Regions from separate parts of the Homo sapiens genome. Here all the other regions are linked to region 3. A link is a contact called in ENCODE Hi-C or POLR2A ChIA-PET data. All regions are on one chromosome and are shown on one strand. The core of a region is the stretch at or near the end of the contact, and the rest is flanking DNA. Distances in the headings are between cores, read along the strand shown. Region 1 holds the start of LINC02642 (long intergenic non-protein coding RNA 2642). Region 2 has its middle 19 kb from the start of LINC02642. Region 3 overlaps SFMBT2 (Scm like with four mbt domains 2).

What was found. A loop is a pair of places that touch in the nucleus more often than their neighbours do. ChIA-PET counts read pairs that join two places held with the same protein, here RNA polymerase II (POLR2A). Pooled maps may share reads with other maps.
Region 1: a pooled map shows a loop between it and region 3 (2.3-fold over the local background). The contact joins the promoter of LINC02642 here to the enhancer-like site in region 3. A Hi-C loop is called at or near these places in 1 of 168 maps with a recorded cell type or tissue (natural killer cell) and 7 of 50 pooled maps. POLR2A ChIA-PET finds 5 or more read pairs at or near these places in 1 of 52 experiments (IMR-90).
Region 2: a pooled map shows a loop between it and region 3 (2.1-fold over the local background). The contact joins two enhancer-like sites. A Hi-C loop is called at or near these places in 1 of 168 maps with a recorded cell type or tissue (natural killer cell) and 6 of 50 pooled maps. POLR2A ChIA-PET finds 5 or more read pairs at or near these places in 1 of 52 experiments (IMR-90).

Annotation. Positions count from the first base shown.
Region 1 is chr10:7,471,599-7,475,797 of GRCh38, reverse strand. LINC02642 (long intergenic non-protein coding RNA 2642) reads left to right here and starts at 2,949. Exons shown (of 4, transcript NR_184109.1): 1 at 2,949-3,028. RefSeq lists enhancers at 3,501-3,600, 3,611-3,810.
Region 2 is chr10:7,490,082-7,493,875 of GRCh38, reverse strand. No RefSeq gene overlaps it. Among named protein-coding and RNA genes, the nearest start is that of LINC02642, 19 kb to the right of the region's middle. Within about 2 kb of position 1,440, at least 2 of the 41 ENCODE cell types and tissues checked have a DNase peak (open chromatin) inside an H3K27ac peak, as active enhancers do.
Region 3 is chr10:7,241,342-7,245,396 of GRCh38, reverse strand. It overlaps SFMBT2 (Scm like with four mbt domains 2), which reads left to right. Exons shown (of 21, transcript NM_001387889.1): 9 at 1,692-1,839. Among named protein-coding and RNA genes, the nearest start is that of SNORD129, 57 kb to the right of the region's middle. Within about 2 kb of position 1,381, at least 3 of the 41 ENCODE cell types and tissues checked have a DNase peak (open chromatin) inside an H3K27ac peak, as active enhancers do; they include natural killer cell, where a contact is called at or near this core.

The DNA.
Region 1 (4,199 bases), core at 1,700-4,199, 230 kb before region 3:
CGGTCCTCCTGCTCGAGGGAAGGAGGGAGACTGGTGGCCTTTCAAAGGAAAGGATGCAAGGGCTGAATGGTTGCTAGGACGCCCCTGGGAAGAAACAGCTGGGATCAGCAGGAAGGCACCAGACGCTTGGCAGGAAACGACCGGCGAGAGATGGGGGAGCAAAGGCTCAGGGGCAGAACAGCAGAAGTGTTGACTCAGTGCAGGGCTGGTCCTGGCTGTCCCCAAGAGGTGACCCCTATCTTTCCATGGACTCTCTGCAGTTTCTGACTACCCCACTTCATGTAAATCCTGAGCATTTGGTGACTGAGGGCACTGTCCTCACCGTGGGGTGGACCGGGATAGGGGGGCAACCCATGGGCTCCTTGGCTGCCTCCGTGATCTCCCTGGCCCAGGGCCAGTTGTTCCTGCCGAGAGGCATAAATCAGCAGTTGTAACCTGTTGCAATGAAGGTAGAATCCACAGTTGTTTTTCCTGTAGCCCCCAGCTGGGCTTTTGCTTAATTAGGCTCAGAGGAGCCCGTGAATGATTGCGTTTGCCGAAACGCGTCACCAGAACACGCTGTTCTGATTTGGCTGCATCTGAGATTTTATGTTTGAATATTTTGCCGCCTGGCTTAAGCCAACAATATTTAAAATATTCTTCTTTAACTTGCATCTGCAATGAATGCATGGTCATATTCCTACAACCAAGTCCGGTAAGAGATGTTCCACATTCAATCCAGGTCCAGGTCTTTCAGTCTAGTCCAGGGTGGGTAGATTAGGGAGGCAGGGTAGAATACAGGGACAGTGGCAGAGGTGGGGACAACAGAGAAACCCCCAAAGAAAGGCCATCATCTAAAGGAGGTGACTGCCTGAGGTCAGGAGTTCGAGACCAGCCTGGCCAACATGACGAAACTCCATCTCTACTAAAAATACAAAAATTAGCCGGGCGTGGTGGCGCACGCCTTCAATCCTACCTACTGGGGAGGTTGAGACACGAGAATCACTTGAACCCAGGAGGCAGAGGTTGCAGTGAGCTGAGATCACGCCACTGCACTCCAGCCTAGGTGACAGCGCGAGACTCCACCTCAAAAAAATAAATAAAAATAGAAAATAAAAAAGGTGACTGGAGGGTCCCTGTGAGTGAGGCTGGGGCCCGTGAGAGTAGAGCTCAGTTCTTGGAGACTGAAGACTCATGGGAGGAACTCAGCAGGCAGAGGCCTCAGGGCGCTGCTGGGACTCTCAAACCACATTCTGCTACAGCCAGCTGCACCTGGAGGGGAAAGAGAAGTCCATTCAAATAATCAGAGATGTCCTGGGCTCATCGGGACCACTCAGCTGTTGCCTGTCCTAAGAGTACTTAGAAGAACTTGCAGTGAAATTTCCAAATAGAAGGGGGGGGGGGCGTAATTAATTATCCATCCCTTTGGGATATTGGAAAAATGCCCTCGGGTTATCCATTACCCTCTGTTAATCAGGACGGACTAGAATTCCATGATAATAAACAAGGCCCCAGATCTCACTGGTTTAAAACAGCAAATGGGCTGGGCGCGGTGGCTCATGCCTGTAATCCCAGCACTTTGGGAGGCCGAGGTGGGCAGATCACCTGAGGTCAGGAGTTCAAGACCAGCCTGACCAACATGGTGAAACCCCATCTCTACTAAAAATAAAAATAAAAAAAAATTAGCTGGGTGTGGTGCCAGATTCCTGTAGTCCCAGCTACTCGGGAGGCTGAGGCAGGAGAATCACCTGAACCCAGGAGGCAGAGTTTGCAGTGAGCCGAGATCACGCCATTGCACTCCAGCCTGGGTGACAAGAGTAAAACTCTGTCCCCCTCCCCCAAAAAAAATTAAAAAATTAAATAAAACAGCAAATGTCTGTTTCTCATTCATGCCACATGGCCATCACAGGTTAGCTGGTGTGTGCTCTGGTGAGGCACCAAGGTCCTCCCCATTCCTCCCTCCCCCCAGCCCCTGGCAACTGCTAACCTACCTTCTGTCTCTATGGATTTGCCTATTCTGGACATTGCATATAAATGGAATCATAATATGTGGCTTTTTGTGCCTGGCTCCTTTCCCTGAGCAGGGTGTTTTCAAGGTTCATTCATGTCATAACATGTCTCAACACTTCATTCCTTTTTAATGGCTGAATAATACTCCATTGTTTGAATATACCACATTTTGTTTATCCATTCATCATTTAATGGCCATTTGAATTATTCCACTTTTTTTGTCTATAATGAATAATGCTGCTGCTATGAGCAGCTTTTGTGGCATTCCATATGTTTTTGTATGTTGTATTTTCATTTTCCTTCATCTGTAAGTATTTTCAAATTTCCCTTGTGATTTTTTTTCTTTGATTCATTGGTTATTAGGAATGTATTGTTTAATTCCACATATTTGGGATTTTCTCAACTCTCTCTGCTATTGATTTTGAATTTAATGTGAAACTTTTCACAGTTGTTGATTTTGTACAAACCTACCAAGAAGTAGACATTGTGGACAATTCCACGTGACCCCCATATTGACCACCGATAGTTTCTAAGTGCTTTATGAACTTGCAGACTTGTGTTTTATTCTTCTTTCTTTTCTTTTTCTTTTTAAGAAACATATGATGCAGATACATGGGTGGGCTTATTAGTTCCTTATTTGTGTTAGAATAATGACCATCCCCAAAAGATGTCCATATCCCAGGGCCTGGAACCTGTGAATCTGTTACCTTAGATGGCAAAGGGACTTTGCAGATGTGATTGAGTTAAGGAACTTGATATGGGGAGGTTATCCCAGATTATTCAGTGGGACCCAGTGTAATCACAAGGGTCCTGATAAGAGACTGGCAGGACAGTCAGGGTGAGAAAGGAGATGCAGAGGCAAAATCAGAGGCTGTAGTGACGAGCTCTGAGGATGGAGGAGGGGGCTACCAGCTAACGAACGTAGGCGGCCTTTAGAAGCTGCAAAAGGTAAAGAAATAGCTTCTCCTTTAGAGCCTCAAGAAGGAATGAAGCTCTGCCAACAGTTTGATTTTAGCCCCAAACTCTGATCTTCAAAATTGTAAGTAAATAAATTTGTGTTATTTTAAAAGCCGCTAAATTTCTGGTAATGTGACAATAGAAAACAAATACACCAAGGAATGAATGATTTCATTTTGCAGTTTTTTTTATAATTCTAGCAGTTTGGCAAAAGAGAGTAAGGGCTAAACACCTGGCTTATGGAGTCAGATGACCTGAATCCAAACTCTGGTGAGAAGCTCTATGAATTGGGCATATTACTTAACTTGCTTAGGTTTCAATGTACATTTTTGGAAAAATGAATCCATCTCGTAAGATTGTTGTAAGGATTAAATGAGTTACTGCAGTAATACTGGTACAACAGTGTCTGGCTCACAGTAAACACTCAACAAATTTTAGTTGATTTATAGAACATGTTGTTGCACATTTCAGCAAATACTAGAGCTAGGAAGTAGAATTGTGTTGAGAATTCTGCATTGCTGTGTCCGGATTGCTGCTGTCACAGCCATATTAATTGCTTACAAATCAGAGAATGAGCATTCTGAGCAGCACGTGGTCCCAGGCTGTAGGTGTCTGCAGCGCTCAGGAAAAGCCCCGATGCTCCCCAGCAGCTGCACCTGCTCCCTTGGGAAGGAGTCTCTTTTTTGTTCCTCTTTCAGTTTCTGAAGAGAACAGAACATTTGCGCCATCTGGTTTGGGTCGTTATTTTAACCCAGTTTCATTTCCGTTTATAAAGGTATTAAATACTCCAGGCTATATTTGAAACAGTTTCAGGATCAGCATGACTGTAGTGTTCCTGGCTTAACCCTGAGAGGTTGCTGTTCCCAGTGACTATCTAGGCTGAAGCCCATGTAGGATTTGAAGAGACTGATCCAGGCTTTATGAGTGGCTGCGACCATGCTGTATGTGTGTATGTGTGTGTGTACACCGCCTAAGTGTGTTCATTTCAGCCACAGCAAGAGTTATGTTACAAGGATAGCATAGACAGCCCTGCCTATTGCAAGAGTAATGCATCAGGTGTGAAACAGATCTTTAATGCTGTGTGAAGCAGGCTCTTTTAAGGTCAGCCAGACTTTCTGGGGAAAAAGAAACTATTGCCTAACCCTTCAGGTCATGGAGACTTATGTTTTTGTGTTTTTCTCGCAGTTTTACAGTTTTAGCACCTACATTTAAGTCTTTGATCCCTTTTGTGTTCATTTTTATGGATAGTGAGA
Region 2 (3,794 bases), core at 191-2,690, 250 kb before region 3:
GATGTCCCACCAGAGAGTTTAGCCTGAGCACCTAAAAGCTGTCTTCTTATTCTACGTCTGCCAAATCCCAAATGATGATCACGATGCTCATTGTTCACTGAACCTCTTCCTTTTCTCCATTAGTAGAGCAATGTGGGAGTGGACGGGTAGAGAGAAGTTGGAAGTTGAGGATTTTGTGGCATGTTAGGCTTGCACTTCCCAAGTTAAATGCTGACCTTTATATTTGTGATGTGGTACCCATTGGTGGGGACCTAGAGGTGTAGGAAACAATGGGATGACAGAGCATCAAGAAAATGGAGGCAAAAGACCGTCTCCTCTCCCCCAGCCCCTCTAAGACATCCAGTGCTGTGTGAGGTGAAGAGTCACAGCTTGACGACCTGAGAAAAATCCTTTTGCTCTTCAGAGCTAAGTAAGAGTGTGCAGGAAAGAATTTCTCTTAAAGGACAAGAGCTGGGGCTCACTGGTGCCAGGATGATTGTTTAGGGTTAGAAGAGAAAATAAATGTGAGTATTTGTGTTATCCGCTGGAGCTGTCGTTTGTGCAAAAACTTTAATAAATCCCTTCCACGTATAAGCACTATGCTAGGTGCCAGGTATGCAAAGAATAGCAAGATATAAACCTCCTCCTTGGGATCTTATGATCCAGCTTAGGTTCTGGGAAAGGCATTTGTGTTGGAAAAACAAATAAATATTTAAAGAGTTTTTCAGTAAAATTGCATAAATCTACTTAGATGTTGAAAGCACAAGATGTCCTTGTTGGGGCAAATGGGTGACTAGGTGTCTGAGAAGCTGTAAAGGATGCATTTGGAACCCACTGGAGTGTGGTGAGCCTGTGAGCTGGGAGGCAGCCTGGACCTCATGATTTCCAGAAGCAGGAGTTTCTCCTTTTAGGTAGTGTCAGGGAGTCAAAGAGCTAGGGGGGCAGTGTCATTAGGGAGGAGGATGGTGTCAGAACCCGAGTAACCCTCCTCTTGGGACTTCCGGAGCTAGTCGGTGAAGAATTTAGAAGCAGGGCTCTTCCCATTTTGTGTATGTGTGATTCCATATTACTCATGGCCAGCAGGGATTGAAGAAAGCTCTGGTACATAGAAAGCAGGTTGACTAATTTCCCTTTCTTGGAAATCTGAGTGGCAAATCACAAAGGGTGTGAGTAAAGAGAAATGAGCTTTTTTTTTTTTTTAATCAAAGGAAGTTTAAAACGACATTGTTCTTGCTCTTTTCATAATATAAAATCTGTCATCATACTTCATGTAAGTAACTATAGATGGGAAGCCATTGACATTCAGTTAGAGGACAACAGAGAGCAGATTTCTGGGTTAGTTAAAATTAGATTTGGTCACACATAACAGAAAACCACAAAGCAATCAGTTGCTTAGGCAAGGTAGAGGTTCACTTCTCTGTCATGTAACTGTAATACTGGCTAGCAAGGTGGTCCTTACAAATTCATGCTCTGATCTTTCCACTCTGACATTTTCAGTGCATGGATGGCTTTTGTTTCCAAGGCCACCTCAAGGTCCAAAATAGCTGCTGGAGGTCCAGCTGTCACATTAAGGTAGGAAAGAGAAGAAAAGCAGAAATGCAAAACAAACTCTTGCTGACAATCTATGCCTTTCAATAAAACTTCCTGGAAAAGTCCCACTCAGCATTTTTATTTACATTGTATTGAGCCTAGCTTAGCCACATGGTCATGCCAAGCTGCAGGAGAGACCAGGAAATGTAATGTTTAGCACCCAGGTAAAAAGAAGTTTGGTCTTTAAGGAGGGGGGAGTGGATGGGTATTAGGTAATAAATGACAGTCTCTACTGCAAGGTTTTTTTTTTTTCTTTTTTTCTTTTCTTCCTTGTCCTTCTGTCTTTAGAGTCTAGGCCTCTTGTTGTGCCCTCTAACTTCCAATCCCACCCCACTCATGGAAGAAATAACTTACAATAGCTTTCTAATTGGCTAGATAGAGAGAGAGAGAGAGAGACAAAGAGAGAAAGATTAGATAGACAGAGAGACAGATACATAGAAATAGGTAGATTGATTGATTATAAGGAATATCCAATATTGTCCATGTGATCATGGAGGCTGAGAAGGCTTGTAATCTGCCATCTGCATCTTGGAGACTCAAGAAAGCCCATGGTGTAATTCATTCCAAGTCTGAAGGCCTGAGAAGCAGGGGAGCCAGTGGTGTAAATTCCAGTCTAAAATAAGCAGAAGAGAAGATGAGGTATCCCAGCTCAAGCAATGAGGCAGAAAAAAGGAGGTAAATTCCTCCTTCCTCTGCCTTTTTGTTCTATTCAGGCCCTCCACAGATTGAATGGGGCCCACAACACTGGGGAGGGCCATCTGCTTTACTCAGTTCCCCCATTCAAAGGCTAATCTCATCTGGAAATATTCTTACAGACACACCCAGAAACAGTGCTTAACCTGGGCACCCCACAGCCCAGGCAAGTTGACACATGAAATTAACCATCACGCCTCTCCCATGAAAGTCACATTCCCTCAACAAAGCAGGTCCTAGACGTTCAGATGTGGGTGGAGATTGAACAAACCCTTCCGGAGTGCACACTGTGTCCTGAGCACTACGCAAGACACTTCTGCGTCCCTTGTTCTCAGGGATACGGTCGACATATTGTGAGAGAATCCAGCTCCCCAGACGTGATATTACTCTAAATAGGCTGTGTCTTATTCATCTTTTTTCTTGGCACATAGTGGCCACTTATGAAGGCGGATGTCAGGAACTCTTACACATCCTCCTTCTTGCTCTTTTTCTCTCACTCTGCTCTTTCTCCTCCTTAGGAGCAGGGGAAAATGGAACTGAAGTGGGCCTGACTAAGCATTTCAACTTTCCAACCTGTTGTTAATATTTTCGTACAGGTTTTGGTATCTCTGTCTCTCAGCAGCAACCAGAGCCCAACACAAATGTGCAAATAGATAAAGTTAGTCTTTATTTCCCTTGGGGTTTCCCCTGCTGCTCCCTCTTTCCTGATGCAGAGGGCTGGCTAAGTGCTGGGATGTGTGGTGGAGACGTTGCTGATCAGGGCCTTTTTTTTCTCTTGAGACAGAGTCTCGCTCTGCTGCCCAGGCTGGAGTGCACTGGTACGATCTCAGCTCACTGCAATCTCCACCTCCCAGGTTCAAGCGATTCTCCTGCCTCAGCCTCCCACGTAGCTGGGATTACAGGTGCATGCCACCACGCCTAGCTAATTTTTGTATTTTAGTAGAGATGGAGTTTCACCATATTGACCAGGTTGGTCTTGAACTCCTGACCTCAAGTGATCTGCCTGCCTCAGCCTCCCAAAGTGCTGGGATTACAGGTGTGAGCCACCATGCCCAGACTGAGCAGTCTTTGTTCTCTCTACTCTCTCCATATGCCTGGCTCATGGTGAACATGCCTGGGTCAGAGGTCAGGGATGCCAACTTCACCAAAAGCAGAGGTGTATGTAAAGCTATTTCATATGGTACACCAAGTGGAGTTTATGAACTAAGGTCTCTCAGCCTCTCCCTGGGATCCAATCTTGTTGTTAGAAGTAGAAATCTAATTTTAGTTGGATTACTACCATGACAACATTTCTCTGCTTTAAACTATTCAAGCTTCAGGCAAGATAGTGTTGCTGACACTTTTCCCTATAACTTCCCCAAAATTACATATTTCTGCAAGTGAATGCATAATTTTCACTGCTTTTTTTTTTCAAAATTTTGAATCCCCCACAAGAATAATTAGAAATAATCATATGGTAGATCCTTGTTTTTGCAAGCAGTAATAGTACATACCTAAGTAAGAAAAAAGGATATAAAAGAAAAAAAAAAGGG
Region 3 (4,055 bases), core at 132-2,631:
CACCAAAATCACATGCTCTTTATATACGTATGTGTGTGTATGTGTATATATGCAAGATAGACTAAATAACAGTAATTTAACAGATATTTATTGAGCATTCATAGGCTCAATTCTGGACAATGTTCCCATTGTGGAGCTTTTATTTTAATGGAGGGAGACAGACTATAAACAGAATCAATAAGTAAATAAATCTAGTATGTTACATATTAAATGCTAAGGAGAAAAATACACCAAGGCAGGGATGTTGGGGTCCTGGGACTGTGCCCCCCGGTAGCAGTGAGGACCCCAGGAGGCCTTGGTGTTAGTTTCCCTGTTGGTAGGCACTTGGCTTTGCACCCTGAGCCAGATCGCCGTGCATCAGTTTTCAGGACTGTCCAGTGGAGTCCAGGTGCCCAGCAGAGTGAAAATGATAGAAGTCAAAGGATTTTCATAATCCTTTCAGGTGGTGGGAGGATGAGATTCTCAACAGGGCTCTCGGACATGACCTCACTGGGAAGGCCCCATCTGATCCTTTGTTGCTTGAAGTTGACTTTCACAGGCAAACCTTCAGTAAACTATTTACCAAAATTAGCACAGGCAAGAACAGAAGTGAATTTCCTTTCCTGCTTCACTTTGAACTAAATTGCTTCCAGAAAAAAAATGAAGGGGCCAGGAATCATAGCTTTGTAAAACTCTCAAGGTTTCCTAAGAAAGACTGGGTTATGTCTGTTGAATTGGGAAAGGGATCTTTTTTTCTGGCCTGTTTTAGATACTAAGTTACTTAAATCCATCTTGCTTTTCAGTGATGGTCCATCTGATTTTTACCCTCTGCTTTGTTTATCGGCATGTCTTGTTCTTATTTCTTCATTGATGTTTCTTCTTATATTCAGTGGACATTTATCCCGTTCCTATGTACAAAGCACTTTCTATGCATTTGGAAATACTTGTGTTAACAAAAAGACATCACTCTCCTCTAATAACTTATGCTCTATGGCATTGGAAGACTGATGTGTAATCGGTCTAGGAAGGAATGAGAGTTTTCAATACAGAAGTTGAAGTCTGAAATTTTAGGAGCGCAGAGTGAGGGCGGTTTATTCCAGCCAGATCAGAAGCATTGAAATATGAGATGTACCTTGAAAACGCACTGTGTTTTGATAGCTTAAACATGGCATTGGGGGTTGTTGTAGTCCATGAGGCTTAGTGTGAACGATTTCCTCTCGGGCTGGAGGGTGGGGTGTTCTGAGGGAAAAGGTGCAGGAGGAGGCTAGAAAGCTCCAAGCCAGATCTTGGAGATTCTTGAGTGATCTGGTGTAAAGAGTTTGGTGCTGGCTGTGGACACTGAGAAACGGTTTCACTTTTCAGTTCCTGTCTTGGCTGTCATCTAAGCTGGGGTTTGTCTGTCTGACTTCCTCCATTCATTTTTCTTCAAGCTATAGCCATTGGTTGACTTCTCTAAGTCTTTGATTTTGTTCATTCTCACTCTTCCAGATAACCTAGTTATTTATCTTTTCATTAATAGGACCACAGCAGTCAATTCTAACTTTTTATCAGCTGAATTAATTTAGTAATGGACATTGAAAATGCCAGTTTGTATTCAAATCATTTTGATGAACTATATTAATTGCCTTTGGAAGCTCTGCCACTATTTTATACTAGCATTATATGTAACTCTAAAGAATTAACCTTTGGCTCCCCCATTTTTTTTCTTTTAGGTTTTTAACAATCACTTTTTTCAAGTGACTATTGATGACCTAAGACCTGAACCAAGTAAACTGTCAATGCTGTGCCATGCAGATTCTTTGGGGATTTTGCCAGTACAGTGGTGCCTTAAAAATGGAGTCAGCCTCACTCCTCCCAAAGGTTTGTATTCTGTGAAGGTATGCAGGGTCTGGAGATTCAGGAGGGTGTCTTACTGTCATTGAAGTAACACCTGCATTAATCTGGGGAGGCTGGTTGTGTAAAGGGTTTAGATGTAGTAGAAATAGGGCGTTCTTCATCAGCTTGACATAGGTGTCAGTTACAGCTCCATCCCCTGGCGAGGCGAGTGGCCTTGGGCTTCTCACTTCTGTCCACAGGAGTTTCCCCATCCGTTACCGCATTATTGGCAGATGTGCTGCTATTGTGTAGACTTAGAGGGTGCAGCATTGCTAAGTGATTGAGCTCAAAGACTTGAAAGTGTCTGAGAAGTGGCTTTACAAATGTAACACAATGTTGGTGAAGCATTTCTTTAGAGTGTTTATTTCCAGCGAGCTAAGCTTTCTCCAGAGTCAATTTGCTTTCAGATATCCGACAATTAGATGCTATAATACTTTAAAATAATTACACTGGGAGCCAGGATGCATTAAAATAATTTTAAATTGGGATTCAAGAACCACATTGTTAGTGAATGCCAGTCTTAGAGTTTACCAGTGTGGTTTGTTGTCCTCTATAGGTCAGGTTTATTCAGGAAGAAAGCAGTAAGATGAGAGGTGAGACTAAGAGAAGAATAATAAAGGTATAGTAAGAAGAAGAAAATTGGAAAAAGATGAGAAAAGTAAACTTATTGGGGAGGATTTTAACAGACAAACTTAAATAATAAGGGGTTTTGTACTAACCTTTCCAGATCTCTAGGGATTGGATTGCTTGGGACATTAACCCTATTGGGAGAATCATGCAGTTCCCACAGGTTGAGTCCCATCTTGCCTGGTGGCCTCGCCAGTCTGTTTACATCATTTAATGGTGCCTGCCTGCTTACCTTTACTATGACTGTACTCTGCTGGGCTTTTATCTTCATTTTTCCCCATATTTGTCCTTACGGAGGAGATGCTTTTGAATATTTCCATTTCAGCTTTCAACTCTTTGGGTTAAAGTTGTGCAGTCATGGAGTTCCGCCTAATGGTATATGGTAAACTTACACAGAACACAGTTTACCAGTCACTGTTTTTAATGCCTAATTCATTCACTCCTCAAAGTGAACTATGAAGAATCTAAGTCACAGAGAGTTTATATAACTTGCGCAGGGTCATTTGGATCGTAGGTCTCCAGGCAGAGCTTGGGTCCTGGGACTGTGTCCCCTGGTAGCGGTGAGGACTCCAGGAGGCCTTGGTGTTTGTTTCTCTGTTGGTACACACTGGCTTTGCACCCTGAGCCACATCACTGCTTCAGTTTTCAAGACTGTCCAGTGGAGACACCTGTGGGAGTCCCCAGGTGCCAGCAGAGTTAAAATGAGTCGAAGGATTCTCATCCCTTTAATATGGCCTTGGGGGAGTCATATTATCAACGACCTATTGGTAGTAGGTGGGAAGTCCTTCGCTGCTGTGGAATTAGCCATAGGTCCTGTAGAGTTTGAACACCCTGTGGGCCATCTTCCTTTGCTTCCTTTGGACTTTTCTCATGGAAGTATGTGTGGGGAATGGGTCCTGTGTCATTGAAGGAAAACTTTTTCTAGATATGTAAATGCTACTTGGTTAGACTTTGCTTATTCCTCAATAGTATTAGAATCTATTATATTTAAGAATTTTGAAAAAATGGTTGGCTGTTTCCTCATTGAGTGAAAAAAAGGAAAAGTATTTATATCAGCATTTTGGCTGCTTGATCACTCCATTATGGCAGAGGTTTCATAGTTGTCAATGTTTTCAGAATTTTAAGATACATTTTCTATGAATTACATAAAAAGATCATTGACATAGCTTAGAAGTTCACCAGGAAAATGGATGTGCCTATTTGGATACTTGAGTTTTATGATATTAAGAAAATTGTTTTACATTAATGCAACTGAACTGTTAAACATTCAATGAAAGGACTGTACAAAGATATAAAATTAAATATTTTTATATTTTAAGCTTTTTATACATAATATTTAGTTATGATCATTTCTTCTCTTTTATCCAAATATTTGTGATATTTGGTAAGGTAAAATTCTCTTCATGCATTCTTCCAAACCATTCCTTTCTCTTGTTGAAAGTGAAATTTTCTTTTTCAGAAACTCAAAAGAATATTTCTTCATGGATATTATATGCAAATACATACTACACATCAAGTAGAATATTGAGTAATGGTGGCTAGTACCTTCCAATAAGAAACTATAACTCTTTTTA